Regions from separate parts of the Mus musculus genome. Here region 1 is linked to region 2. Evidence: chromatin contacts called from ENCODE Hi-C or POLR2A ChIA-PET data. All regions are on one chromosome and are shown on one strand. The core of a region is the stretch at or near the end of the contact, and the rest is flanking DNA. Distances in the headings are between cores, read along the strand shown. Region 1 holds the start of Col3a1 (collagen, type III, alpha 1). Region 2 holds the start of Gulp1 (GULP, engulfment adaptor PTB domain containing 1).

The links. Hi-C counts contacts between places; a loop is a spot of excess contacts on that map. ChIA-PET counts read pairs that join two places held with the same protein, here RNA polymerase II (POLR2A).
Region 1: a loop to region 2 is called in a map of heart, with 4 times the contacts of the local background. The contact joins the promoter of Col3a1 here to the promoter of Gulp1 in region 2. A Hi-C loop is called at or near these places in 5 of 37 maps with a recorded cell type or tissue (adrenal gland and heart). POLR2A ChIA-PET finds 5 or more read pairs at or near these places in 1 of 5 experiments (Patski).

Annotation. Positions count from the first base shown.
Region 1 is chr1:45,307,821-45,315,601 of GRCm38, forward strand. It overlaps Col3a1 (collagen, type III, alpha 1), which reads left to right and starts at 3,718. Exons shown (of 51, transcript NM_009930.2): 1 at 3,718-4,012. The coding sequence starts at 3,928.
Region 2 is chr1:44,547,001-44,554,261 of GRCm38, forward strand. Gulp1 (GULP, engulfment adaptor PTB domain containing 1) reads left to right here and starts at 4,671. Exons shown (of 11, transcript NM_028450.3): 1 at 4,671-4,872. Gm39635 (a long non-coding RNA gene) reads right to left here and starts at 4,457. Exons shown (of 3, transcript XR_865406.1): 1 at 4,380-4,457; 2 at 3,309-3,710.

The sequences.
Region 1 (7,781 bases), core at 2,468-4,967, 760 kb after region 2:
TTATGTGCCAGATTTGTATTCACACAATTTCTACATTACAAAAAAAATATATACTTGCCACAATCAGTGACTAATTCAAGTGGAAAACATTTTGAAAACTTTGGAAAGTATGTAATTAATTCCAATTCCAGTGAGTAACTTGGAGAGGCACACATCTATTTGAACTTTCTTTTCAAAATGAAGTAAATTTCATCAAACTCAAAGTTAGATATTTAGAATCATGGGTATAATAACAATTATTCGACTAATAGAGCACCATAGAGTTACTTAATATTTCCAAACTACTTGATCAATGTCAAAGCAATGTAAAATTTTTGCAAAAGTGAGAGTCACAAAGAAAAGACAACTAAGAGAGTTATAGTCACAAAATAAGAGGACAATATTCTGTACCATGGGGACATCACAGTAACCAAACTATTGGCTGCCATCTTCAGAACTATTTATTTGCTGATTTTTGAAACTGTTGTTTAATTTTGGAAACTTTATATTCAAGTCTTTCAGTCGTGTTTTTACTTGTTTGTTTGTTTTTAAAGACAGGGATTCTCTATAGCCCTGACTGTTCTGGACTCATTCTGTAGACCAGGCTGGCCTTGAACTCAGAAATTAGCCCGCCTCTGCCTCCCAAGTGCTACGATTAAAGGTGTGCTCTACCACCACCCGGCCAAGTCTTTCAGTTATAATATGAGTTTTTTCAAGACTATCTCTGGATTTAATATGAACACATTATTATTAAAATTATTTTTAAATTTCCCTAAGATAGTATCACCCATGAACACTGAATAGACAGTTCCATCTTCTTAGGAATAACAAAAGCTTACAATTTACTCGGTAGTTGTGTAGGTAATTAGCAGTTCATTCTAGCCATTCTGCCAACGATTCTGTATATTTCATGACTGACATCTCAGGTGTATTTTAAAGGGTCTTATGGTGATTCAAAATTTCCAAACTGACTATAAAAATAAATAAATAAAGTATACAACGTCATGAAACAAAAAAGGAGTGACAACACACAGAAGGCATTTAGGGGCAGGAGTTTGGAGTAGAAGTGATATAAATATAGTATGTATATGATCTACATATAGTTTGCCTCACAAAGATAATATATGATTAAAATATTTACTCATTTATTGTCACAAATGAAACTTAAGACAAAGGAGGTGGAAGAAAAGGAAAGAACAGAAAGTCATGGGCAGAGGAAAAGAGAAAGAGACAAAGAGTGGAGGGAGAACAGAGGGTGAGAGACAGAGAAGAAGGGACAGGAAACTTGAGTTTCATGTGTTTTGAAGGATGGAAACAATTGATTTTCTTATTGCAATCCGTTGCTGAGAACACTGCTGACATTCCTTAGCGTGCAAAGTTCATCACAGCTGGGCTTACAGCATCTCCCCCAAGCACAGCTTTCCACTGAAGACTTGAATTCTTGGTTGATAACCTGCCACACCCTTGCTTTGAGTCATCTTTCCAGCCATTCTTGCCCAGAGACAAATTGAGCACTGACTTAGCTGGTGTAGAAACTTATATTTTTGACAAGTTTCCAGATGTAAATAAGAAACTAACTTTTTCAATGCATCTTGTTCATATCAGAAAAGTGACAAGTATATAGGAAGCAATTTGTGTAGGTCACAACAGTGCTGGCTTTGCCTGATATGGTTTCCCAGGACACATGTTTCAGCCATTGTAACAATAGCTCACTCAGATCGACACCCATCTGGACACTGCACTATGAAGCATTTGGATATGAGGAAACCAAAGCTCTAGGACATAGAACACAAAGGCTTGTGAAGCAGAACTTCCAAACACACTCAAAGTAGAGAAGCATGATAAATCATGCAATCTGGAGGATTAGTTCTCCAGGTCTCCCCCAAAGCCTTAAAATGGAACAATGCCTAGATCTGCAAAAACATCAGCCATATGTCTGTAGTGAGTATATCAATCAGGAATCTTTTTCTTATGCAAAAATGCTACTTTAAGAAGTTTTATAAACTTAAAGAATGTGACAGGAATTATGCATAGCGTTGATGAAATAGTGCATACAAAATTTTTAATTAGTACAAAGTAGCATTACGTTTTTTCACTCAGAAAAATAATTCTACTGACAATTTTCAATAAATCTCAATGTTTGCATTTTCCATTTAGAGTAAAGAGAGATGTACTTATATGTATTAGCACTGGTTTTTGTATACTGCAAATATATGAAAAACTTATGTTTCTAACATGGTTTGAACAGACAAAAACTTTGAGGTAAAGGATGAAGACTATTAATAGAAAGACACATACATGTCGGTCCTCAATTTCTTCACTTTAACCCGAGCCCAGCCAATCTCAGAAGTTCTATTCCCTGCCTCTTCTGGCAGCTCTTCTCCAATCTGAAATCAGAAGATGCACAGGGGGTGGATTTTTGTCCTATTTTATTGCTTCTTGTCGCCAAAAGACATCACTTTTCTTCCTTGAACATCTCAGTGTGGGCTCTCTGTGAGCAGGGACACATGGAGGAAGACATAGCATTATCCATGCTTATAGCATTGATGTCTATAAAAACAGATTTTTAAAAATAGTATTATATATTAGGAAAGAGAAAATTATATATAAAAAATAATTCTAAATGAGATGGTTTTCCTAAAGAGGGAAGTTTTGAGCTGGATCATTAAGAAATAACATGAATTGATATAATGGGGTAAATTTTTAAGTGTGCATGCACAAAAAGGGAATATTTCTATGAGGTTAAGACTAAAGAAATAAATGCACATGGCCATGATTAGGATCAAAATGCCCACGATTGATTTTTAAAGATAAATGAAGGAATAAGGAAGTGAAGGATAGGGTATCAAGATATAAGTTGGTCATCATAATAAGGGTAACAAGTACATTTTTTCTACAGAGATTTAATCAGAGATATAGTGGTATTTATTCCTCAACTAGATCTAGAAATACATAGAAAACTCTTCAGATGAGGTCTTGGAACAGAAACATAGAAAATACTGATGTAGACATATTTGTAGTAATTATTACATTAGAAATTAGAAATTCTATTCCACACTTTGAACTTTCTCTTTTGTAGTTTCTTACAAGGACAAGACTTGAAAAGTTTGATTGCTTTTTTTTCTCTTTAGTAATGCCTGTTCTGATTTCTTTAGTAACACATAAACTGGAAATTTTACAAGGAAGCAGTCAGGGTTGCTAAAGAAATTCGTGAGAAATAGAGCAAGGGGAACAGTAACAGATAAGAGTCTCAATATCTCTTCAAACATAGCTCAAAGACAGTTTTGTGACAATTGCCTCCAGTCTAACATTTGGAATGCAGAGTGGGTGGTGAGTTCAGGGCCTTCAGAGGATTTTCCTTTATAGTCTCTTACAGTTTCCTGTTAAAATTGAGTCAGGATGGACTCTGGCAAAACTCAAAGTATCAGAGTCTTCTAGAAAGATAAAATTTACAAAATGACCATGCCGGAGAATGGGAGTCAAAACACTTTTTCAAATTCAGACAGTTTTTACTGTTTCAGAGGGAAATTTAAAAACACACAAACAATTGTTGTAGGCTATCACAAAGCACATTCCTATGTGTTTCTGTCATGCAAATATGTATTTAAGACTAATGCATGTTATAAACATATGCATAGGCTGATGTACACATGCTCCAGATGTGCTGTTTCTGTGTCTGTGGGTTGTGTCCTCTACACACAGGGAAAAATATATTAATCATTGCTTTTACTGCTGAGGGGATGGGTTCTGCTCTCATATTTCAGAAAGGGGCTGGAAAGTGAGGGAAGCCAAACTTTTTCCTATTTAAGGCCAGAGCAGAGGGAAGCGAGCGGCTGAGTTTTATGACGGGCCCGGTGCTGAAGGGCAGGGACAACTGATGGTGCTACTCTGAGCTGCTTCTTCCTCTCTCCTCTTTTGCACAAAGAGTCTCATGTCTGATATTTAGACATGATGAGCTTTGTGCAAAGTGGAACCTGGTTTCTTCTCACCCTTCTTCATCCCACTCTTATTTTGGCACAGCAGTCCAACGTAGGTAAGTAGGTACCGATTTGAACAGGCTTTCTGGGTTAATTTTGCCTTAACTTCTTACAAAGGGTAAGATAGTGGGAAAATCAGCCTCCTAAGAATTTCCTGTCTAGCCTCTGACTGTGGAATGTTTTGTTAACCTTAATTTTGTTTTCTATATTTGATTTTTTTAAAAGTTAATGTACATGTATAATATTCTCTAGTTGTTTAAGGTAAAAACTGTTCTTAAATTAACTTGATTTCATGTTCACCTTTTAAAAAATGTTTTAAAGTACTCCCCTCCTGCATTGTGAACATCTTGGCATGCTCCCAGGCCATCTGGAATTTATTGGTCTCTTGTAATAATTTCATGTTCTCCTTTGTACACTGCTCTCTTTACAAAGATAGGATATTTAGCCATGTTTTTCAAAAGAATGCACTAGAAATGTCTCTGAAATGAATAACCCTTAAGAAGATACTAGAAAATAAATAGAATCCCTTATGTATTTCTGTAAAACTATAAATGTGGACTATCTATGGACCTTCCAGAAATGAGCCCAGGCTGCAAAAACGTGTCATTGTTTCTGTTTTTATTGCATTCCATGATTGCACACATTCAATGTGCTCAGAGTTTGCCAAAAGTTGTTTTATGTTCTGTTTAGCTGGATTTCCATTACTGAAGATAACATAATTTAACAGGAATATTTTTGCTTTCCTCCAAACAAGGTAAAGATACAAGTTTTGCTCAAAAAGGCAGACTTGAAATAGTTTTGGTAGCCAAATGTAATGATCTTTATTTTCTTGTGCCCCAAATTAAAAGCAACTGTCTCATTATTTACTTAAATACTTTTAAAAATGCATATGTTCCTTGTCATCATGAAAATTTGGGGTGCACACTTTTTTCAAAATAATTGTGTTGATGTAAATCTTATCTGTGGCTAAAAGAAGTTGCTAGCAGTTCTTTTCATACATAATCAAACACGTTGGTATTTAAACCTTTAGTTTTAGCAAATGCTTCATGAGCATTCGTTTTTCCACTGTGTGCAGTGTCTTCACTAGTTTCAGAAGTTATCTATGCAAGAGTAAGGGAAGGAGACACTTTATATTTCTGTATGTTCAGTCCACAGATACACAGAGAAGGAGCTCCCAGATTGCTTGTTTCTTAATTCTGTTCCCCTTAACCCACCCTTCCATCCCCCTCCATCTTTCCCCCCTCCTTATCTCTCCACCCCTTTTGGCTCCTTAGGAACTCCCCTCCCAATTTTCCTTCCTCACTCATCACCCCTCCCCCATCCTAGGCTTATCCACCTCCCTCCCCCCACCCCAGTCCTCACCCCTCCCTGTTCTCAGTGACTCACTCTCTGCTTCCCATCTTTATTTTCATCCTCTCTCCTCCCCAGCTCATCTTACATTTTCTTTTCTTTGGATAGTCAATTCCTTTTTAGCTTTCTTTTTTCACTTTCTCTTCACATCCTGCCCTCCTGGAAGATGAAACAACCCCAAGCCTTCCCTATTAATAGGAGACATGATCCAAAGAAATGTTAATTCCTTAGCAGCCCAAACTTTTATTCTGAAATCTAGATGAAGAATCATAGAATCTTAATTTTTTTTAAAGAAAGAAAGACAGACAGAAAGAAAGACAGACAGACAGACAGAAAGGAAGGAAGGAAGGAAGGAAGGAAGGAAGGAAGGAAGGAAGAAAGAAAGGAAGGAAGGAAGGAAGAAAGGAAGGAAGGAAGAAACCTATGTCTTTGGGACATTAATTAAAATATCAACATAGTATCTATAGTTTCTTAACAGTTAAAGTAATATGAGAAATACTATAGGAACAGTGGGTGTGTTTCTTCCCAATCTAACTCCAGTAAGAAGAGAAACATGTTTGGTTCTCACCATCTTAACATCATCCTAAGCTCATTTGCTTCCACCTTTGGGCTATGGTCTTTAAAACTCCAAGAAGGATAAAAAGGATTTAAGATCATATATTTCACATTCCTTGCAGGTTTTTAGTGAAAATCCTACTGAATGATTAACTTTGAGGAGATTTCAGTAAGTAGCAGACATTCAGCACACTGGGAACACTCAGAGAACTCTAAAGGGGTTATCTCCTATGTTCTCCAGAAATCCTAGAAGTCGTACAGAATTGCTAGACACTAACTTCTGGGAGTTTTCTGGAATATGAAACATGTCTCCACAAAGAATTCTTGTCTCTTTACAAATCTGTGCAAGTCTTACTTTATTCATGCCTTTTATTTCAGCTACGGAAAAAACGTGGTCTGTTTTATATTTCCTGTGGTTTTTAAGCATGCTGGATTTTTAAGTGCTAAACCATGCCACCTAGTGGCTAACAAAGACACCATTTCCATAACCATCGCCAACATGACTCTTGCACCACAGGATCCTCATATGTGTGTGTGTGTGTGTGTGTGTGTGTGTGTGTGTGTGTGTGTGTGTGTGTGTGTGTGTGCGTGCGTGCGCGCACGCGTGTCCGTGGGGGGGGGGGAGACAGAGAGAGAGAGAGAGAGAGTTTTAAAAACTAAACATTCCTTTTATAAGTAAAATAATTAGATAATGAAATGTTACCAGACATAAGAATACACAAACAAACTGGTAATATATTGTGAGACTTTTGGAAATGAATGTCAAAATAATAGACAGTTTCCAGCCAGGCATGGTGACACAGACCTTCATTCCCAGCTACTTGGGAGGCTGAGTGTAGATGAATACAAGTCCAAAGTCTTCCTGAGTTCAATGTGAGTGTCTGAATGAGAGTGAGACTCTTGTCTCAAAATGAAAAGTTTATAGAAGTCTGGAGATGCAGGTCAGTGGTAGAGAGCTTTTCCAGAGCATATGACGCCCTAGCCTCAATCTCCAATACTGTCAAAGAAAAGATAGAAACTTATCTAAATTCATTGCATCATTTTTTAAATGTATTTTTCCTACTCATTGGCTAATATCATCCTTGCTTAATATTTGCATTCTGCTGACTATAGGTCCATAAATAGATGTTAGTAATATTGCTTCCTTAGGACAGGGACAAAAAACTAAATGTCTTCTAAAGTTTAAGCTTCTACATTTTGCTATGTTGATAATATCACAAAAATTAACTGTGAACCATGAACTGATTTGTGATTTCAAAACTGTAAATGGACTGAGAGAATGAACTCTTGTTTCATATTTTTTAGTTTATTTCTCATTATGTTTAAAAAGGAAAATTATAGCTAAGATTAACATTTACATTTTCTCTTGTTTGTGTTGTCCGAATTACTAATCACATAGAACCAATGGAATAAAATGTATTACAAAGTCACGGTAGTAACCTTACTTCTAACAGAAGAAAATACACAATTATGTACATATTTAAATATCAGTCATGTAACCTACAGTGTGTTTGTAAAGCTTAAAAACAGGAATGGATGAATAGTTTAGTACTGAAACTAAAATTTAATGAAATACTACATGATTTGAGAACAAAAGCATAAACCTTGAACATCTGCCTTTTTTTACTTTTGTAAGTATTTGTAAATAATAGAGATTCCAAGTTCCATACCATTTTTGAAAATTTATTTATAAAGTTTTTTTTTAATGGTAGTCCTTTTTTCTATTCCTTACTCAATTTTTAACAAATTAATCTGGTTTATTAAGCAAAAGGCTCAGGAGCTAATGACTTAACCAGAAATTATCATTCTTTCTGTAAAAATGTACATTGTAAGTAAATAAAGTATTACCAATACAAGATTTTGTTGTTTCTATTCATAACCCCCTTTTATTTCCTCAGCATCTCAACAGTACTCAGAATG
Region 2 (7,261 bases), core at 3,421-5,920:
AAATAATTAGCTATATTTTGTTTTGTTTTATTGTAAAAGGGCATTTGTTAATTCAAAATAACAGGCAATTTTCAACTTAATGTTCTCTTTTGCTTCTTTCCTCCTTCCTTCCTTTGTCCCTCCCTCCCTCCTTTCCTTCTTAGACAGGATCTCCATGTATCTCAGGATGAATCTCCATGTACCTCAGGCTGGCTGCAAACTTATTGCATTAGATATTTTTTCTCATTATTTTTACAAAATACTTAACAAAAGCAACTCAAAGAAAGAGTTTCTTTTACTCCCATTTTGAGACTACAGTCACTCGTGGAAGTGAAGACGCGGAGGCTGCAGCAGCATGACAAGTAGGATGATCAAGTCGCATCCTTAGTCAGGAAACTGATGGACTAACTAGCTGGTGCTCAGCTTCTTTTCTCTCTGTTTCCCTTTGTATGGAATCAGGCGCTCCTGGAAGGGTGTGAGTTTGGAGAAGATCTTCAACCTCAGTTAAGTCTGCTTAGAAATGTCCTCACAGACAAACCCAGAAGTTTGGTTTCTAGATGGTTGTAAATCCTGTCAAAGTGTAATTGTCAGGAATTACCTTGCTGAAACTACAGGGGTGTGGCATCACCTCCAGGAGCAACAAAAGTCAGTCAGTTTTATTCTTACTCAAACAAGAGGAACTGCAAATTGGCCTGAGCAGGAACATTACTTTTTTTTTTAATATTTTTTATTATTATGTATTTTCCTCAATTACATTTAGAATGCTATCCCAAAAGTCCCCCATACCCTCCCCCCCCACTTACTTTTAAAATTAATAGAAGGCTGCTCATTTTTATGAGCATATTTTATATTTTATATATTTTATCTTTATCCAGCATGATAAATAGTAAGTATTTTCAAATGTAACTTTGAGGAAATTCAATGTGCACTGTCTAGTGGTTATACCCTGACAGTTTTCCATAACCTTTTCCCCTTGGCGTCTTCCTTCTCATAAGTCTGATTTTAAATTTTGTTCGGTTTTGGTTTAGTGCTGATAAAAACCTTGGTTCTAACATCCTTGGGATCTTTATACCTCCAAGCCATTTCCTAAAGAAGTTCAGTTTGAAAGTTAGACAATGAACATAACTTACACAAGAGCTAATTTAGAGACTTTAAGTTTTCTGAGAAACTACAAAAGCATACACTGATGCGCATTATGTGCAATGTCTGGAAAGAGGCAGCTGCGGAGACTCGTGTGTTTTCAAGTATCCATCCAACACTGAATATACTTTGTAGTAATAATTTGTTTTCTGTGTAGTAACTTTGACCTGTCATAGATAGGGAACACAGATCTAAATAAAGAACGAACTCAGATCTTCAGGAAATGGTTTTAATCAGGCAATGAGGACAAGGCTGCAAAGGAGACTCTTACTGAGAGGGGAACACCGGGTTGTAGCTCCGAGAACCCAGGCCTTAGCTCTCCAAAGGCAGACCAGTTTCACCATGGAGTTTAGTGAGAAAGGGGTTAAAAGTCCTTTTAAAAGCTAGTAGAGGCAAATGAACAGCTAAAAGAACATGCTCTCCAGTAGTTTGTAGACTGGAGTTTATAATGTTCATCTCTGTAATCAGATACTTTCTTTTGGTCCTATATTTAAGAAGAGTTGTTAATTGAAAAAGATCTGCTGTTTCTTAATCTAGTATATTCTTGGGAGTCTAGTATTCTATGCTAGACTAGACTCTATGGAGTCTAGTATTCTAGTATTCTAGAATCTTTTACAACTGCATTAAAATACCCAGTATTTACAGGTATTCTTAGGTGATAGCTATACTGATAAAATCATTATGCAAATGGCATTGCTTAATTACCCATAATTATTCATGAATTATTTACGATTATTTACAGAAAAAACTACTATACTTGTTTTCAAGTGTTTTTGTTGTAATTTCCTTCCTTCCTTCCTTCCTTCCTTTCTTTCTTTTTTTTTTTTTTTTTTTTTTTTTTTTTTTTTTTTTTTTTTTTTTTTTTTTTTAGGGTTCTGTGTATCCCAAGCTTTCCTTTAACAAGTTATATGCCTAAGATAATGGTAAACTTCCTATTTCTATCTCCTGAGTGCTGGGTTCACTTGTGTGTGTCACCACATCTATTTTTATGGTGCACATTAGACAAGGAGCCAATAAAATGAGCTACATACTCATCCTCTCTGTTATAGTAATTTCAATGTATGCTTATTTATTTTGATAAAGGGGAAAGCAAGCAAGGAAAAAAGAAAGAAAGAAAGAAAGAAAGAAAGAAAGAAAGAAAGAAAGAAAGAAAAGAAACCCACGAGCCAAATTCACGCGATCTAAACGTGGAGTCAGGAAATCACCTAACATCTCTGACCTTCCTTTACCTTAGGTTCCAAACAAAGGAGTTTGCTTAGACTACATGATCTCCACATTGTTTCTGTTGGAAATACTGAGAGGTTGGGTCTTTTTAATGCAACAAGTATCCGAAAAGGCTCACTCACTTATAAAATGTTTGGAGAGGAATTTCCACTAGCATATCCTGTCTCTTCAAATTACAGCAAAATATGATGGAATGTTTAAGAACCTTTTTTTTTTTTCTGTCTTCTTTCTCTAAAACTCGTCTATTTTAACCCCTGTACACTTGACTGCCATAAACTATAAATAACACCTAAGTCTTTTCTCCTATTGTAATTGGATAGGTAACAAGAGTGTCCTGGAAAAGAGAAAGAGTAAGAAAGGGGTCTGAAATGGATTTCGGTCCCTCTGCTGCCTCTGCCCTGGCTTGGACTACATCATGTTCCAAAGCACATCGATATTTACGCATGTTAGCCGTGTAAACCGCTTTATATCTTTCCCCTTTATTTTTACATCCGAACTAAAATTGGGACAGCTAAATTTTAAGGATTATCTTCCCAGAAAGGTTCTCAGCGGTCCTCTCACGCTCCAAGATTCTCTCTTATGAGGATGTGTTCTTCTTCTTTTCCCAGTCAGAAGTTTACCAGGCTCATTTAAGAATAGTTTGCTGTGGCTGGGTGTGGTGGCGCATGCCTTTAATCCCAGCACTTGGGAGACAGAGAGAGGCGAATTTCTGAGTTCAAGTTCGAGGCCAGCCTGGTCTACAGAAAAAAAGGAATGGTTTGCTGTTTTCCTCTCAACTCCACACCATTTCTGTTCTGAATTCTGAGGTAAGCACAGAAAGATTGCTAATAAGTAGAATGTGGCTGTCGAGAAAGTTGTCCTATTATTTTGGAGGGAGGGTGTTGGAGTAGGGGGATGTAGGGTTGTGGGTCCCAAGTCCACTCCACTACAGGGCACCGGCGCTTGGGAATCTTGACAGGACTTACCCCACACTGTCCCTGGGTGGGTGTTGGGCTGCAGGGAAGCCACGGGACTCTGCTCCGGGGGTGGGGAAGCACAGCCTGAGGTGCAGGACAGCCAGAGCTGGCTTGGAGCTCCCCAGGCCTGTGATAAGACCTGGTCTTCTGGTTCTCAGGCTCTTGGACATCCAGGTGCGGCTGGAAGCTGAGGAAGAGCTGAAAGCAGAGTGGGGGCCCGAGGGTTGGATCTAGCCCAGGGCCAGGGTGGGGGAAAGAAGGGAGGAGCTCTGGCTGGTCTCAGGGGAGAGTCCTTGGCTTGAGTTTAGCTTGGGCTTGGGTCCTGGCTGGGAGCACAGAGAGGCCTTCTATGGAAGATTACACAGTGGCTCTGTAGACAAAGGTCATCTCCGTGTCTCCCTGCGGCAGATCCTGAAGAAAAGAGGCAGTCCTTGGTTTTAAGGCATTTATTGTCATGGCAGAAAGTGGATGTGTAAAACCATACCCCCCTTCTCAGGGTGGGCCTGAGATTAAATACCTTTTACAGGGAGAGTACCTCATTAAAATAGAGATTAGATTTGAGCCTATGTGACCACAGGTCATATCCTCTACCTGTGGAGGGGCTTGGGGAGTTGCGCTTATGTAACTGATGACCACAAATCTATGGAGGATGGAGGTGGGGCTACAGCTAGTGACAGAGGCCTGGTGTCCAGGAGCAGGCAAAAACTCCTACTGTCCCTTCATGGTCTCCTGGGCATTTAGCCTTAGCTCAACCAGGGACCAGCTACCTTTCACCGCCCCACGGGGGGGAGGGGTAACGTGCAAAGATTCAGACAGAGTTTAAAAGAGAAAGAAAGAAAGAAAGAAAGAAAGAAAGAAAGAAAGGAAGGAAGAAAGAAAGAAAGAAAGAAGAGAAGAGAAGAGAAGAGAAGAGAAGAGAAGAGAAGAGAAGAGAAGAGAAGAAAAGAAAAAAGAAAAGAAAAAGTCTAGTCCCTGCAGCTGCGTTTCACGAGGCTGTGGAGAGCCCTCCTCACTTATATTTATGCCCTTTCTGTGTCACTTTCTTTTTTGTTAAACCTCAGAGGTGTTTTAAATTCTTACCAAACAGCATCTGTGGGAGGAGGTTTAAAAGGAAACCTGGAGCTGTGGAAGTGGGGCGGGGCCGGTGTTTTCTCTCCGTCTGAAATAAGAATGGACAGCTTCTTCTGGAAACCGGTTTCTTTCTGTCTTACTCCCTAACCTCTCCAGGTCTGCCTTTAAAAGCAGGACAGTTCTGCATTACTGCAGAAAACCCCACCAGCGTCCCTAGTGCGCACACAGAGCCGGAGTTTTCTTCTGGCCGAGAGGGGGAGCCCGGCGATCCTAGCCCTCAGCAACCGGGAGTCCCGACCCAGCCCCTGCCGTCGCCAGCACCAGTTTGGGCTTCAGCGGATTAGAAGGAGGGAGAGGACCAGAGCCCTAGGGTCCGGAGCCCAGTGCCTTTCGAACCTGCACAAAGTTTTCCTGTGGGATACGAACACGCGATCGTGGGCCACGGTTCCCGGAGCTCCTGTGCCTGCCCCAGCCCTGCGACCGCATCCCTCTACAAGCCAGGGTAGGAAGCGGGAGCGTCTCTGGTCCGGCCAGCTATGGCCAGGTGGCGCGGAACCAGGAACAGACCCCGAGAGGAAAGCGCAGTTAGCAGGAGGGTGAGGAGGGCACCGGGCTGCGACCGCTTATAGGTTGCGCAGATTCCGACCCCGAGGGCACAGGGAGTCTGTGGGCACTGAAAGAGGGACCTGTTGCTGCAGGCGGGGGCAGTGAGGGAGGAAGATGGGGCCACCCAGGGACGCCAGCCCTGTGCCTTCCCGCCGCATCCTCCCCTCGACCCAAGGAGGAACTTCTGGGCGAGGTGGGGGCTAGCAGGCGTCGGGAGCAAGCGGTGGGGGGACGCTGGACCATCCCGCCCGCTGCGGGTGCATGGAACAGAGGCTGCTCAGCAAAAGGAGGCATCGCTGGGTCAACTAGGCGACCCGAGAGCCAACTTCCTCCAGCTTGGTCTCGCTTTGTTTGGGTCGCTGTAAAAATGTGGGCAGCGGCAGGGGAGGCGGCAAGGAGCTTGTGACTGGGCCGCAGATACTTTAAAGCCCTACGTGGGTAGGGCCCCCACTCTCGGGCGGTGTCCATGCGGCTGCCCTTTGGCTAGGCCGGTCAGATCCCCGCTTCTGCGGGCGTTATGTTAGTGGGACTCAGCTTGCCAAGCTTGCTTGCTCTGGTCCACCTCCTGGTGGTGGCCCAACTGGCTCTCTATCCTGGGGCTGCTGGGCTGATTTCCCTGTTTGCAGGAGGGAACTCTGGGCAGTCTAGTTTTCTTGGAATGTGTTTACAATGTAGAATGGGACTTGAACAGGAAGCTGAACGCTGCAGCTAGAAATAGCGTGCCAAGGTAGAGTGAGGGAGATACAGCTGCTGTTGGGGAAACTCTCAAGTGTGGGCTGGCAGTCAAGGAACACCCCTACCTCACCCCGACACACACACACACACACACACACACACGCACACGCACACACACACACACAGCGTCTTAGTTTTTCTTGATGGAGCTTGTCTTTGTTAATAGACATTTACGTGCGATATTTCAGTCTGTTTGACAACATAATATCAATTAGGAAGATTTAATAACTGTGTATTCTGTCTGCTTTTAAAAATGCTGCACCAACATTTAAGAATGAAAACTTTCTAGACTCTGTCAATTCTATTAATTCTAGGGCTTGCAGAGGCCAGGATACCTATGATTTTATGTAGTCCATATGGCTGAACAGGTCGTAAAAGAGTACGAATTAGAAAACAGAGTAAACGATGAGAGGTGGAAAATCCTGAAAGGAATTGGATTTTTTTTTTCAGTTTTGCAAATTGCCTGGTTGCTCTGCCAGCCTTTCCCTCCTTCTTCCTCATAATCAAATAGCTAGAAATTGCTAGAAAACCCACCGAATGGGAGAGTTTGGACGCTGGTGTCTGCAAGCTTTTCTAGAAACAACGGTGAGACTAAGGTACTGCTTCACTGCATAATTAAACTCTCCTTGAGCTGTCCAGGAGCATTTCCCAAGTTTTTAAGACTGACAAGAAAAGAATGGAAGAATCTGGCAGGCAGCCAAACTAGACTGAACTCAGTAGGCAGGCCTGAAAGAGACTCGGGAAGTTGCAGGGCATAATTTGAATGGCTTGGTGGTGGTACTGGGGCTTAAATAGGGGGGTTCTTTTAAAATGAAAACTTTAAATGACTAAGAGTCTTTGGGGAAAAAAATAAAAACAAAAACAATTGACTAAGCATAGAATGCAGTTGAATATCAAGGAGAGTTAAGAAGGCCCAAAGGGAAGTGTGGTCCTTTCCACCCTTGCTCTGAAATAGCAACAGTTTGCGTGTGCTTACCCTGTTACTCGGTCTTCTCCAGATGCACCTTGTTAGCTGCCACTTCAGTCCTTCAGGCCTTGACCTTTCTTCTTTGTTTTCATGGCCAGTAAGAATGAAAGACCAGCACTGAGCAGATGGTTTTCCACCTAAATTGATTAATTCAATTAATTTCAGATAGCTTGGATTTGGGATCATAGAATTAAAGGGGAAAATTCATCTAGTATGTCTTTCTTGTATTACAGAAGAGCCCCCATAATAAACAAATCTTCCTCCTTTCCCTGAAGCAGGATAAATCAGGGTGCAAACTTACTGCTCCTTTCTCAATTCCAGGCAATCTAGAAACCCTGAGCCTTATCTGAAATTCAGACCCTTTTCTTTATTATCTTTGCTTCTATTTAATCTGTCCCTCAATTTGTTCCTTAGTGAGGTGGATGAGGTAGGCATGGGAGGTAAAGGGTAAAAAGCAAATGTGGTTTGTATTCCTTCTGAATGTTGGAGTTTGAGGTTGTAAATGTCACTCTTCTCTCTGAGGTTGACTTTATGAATCACCCTGTGCAAAGTGTCTTTCTTTACCATGACTTTAGTTTTTCCA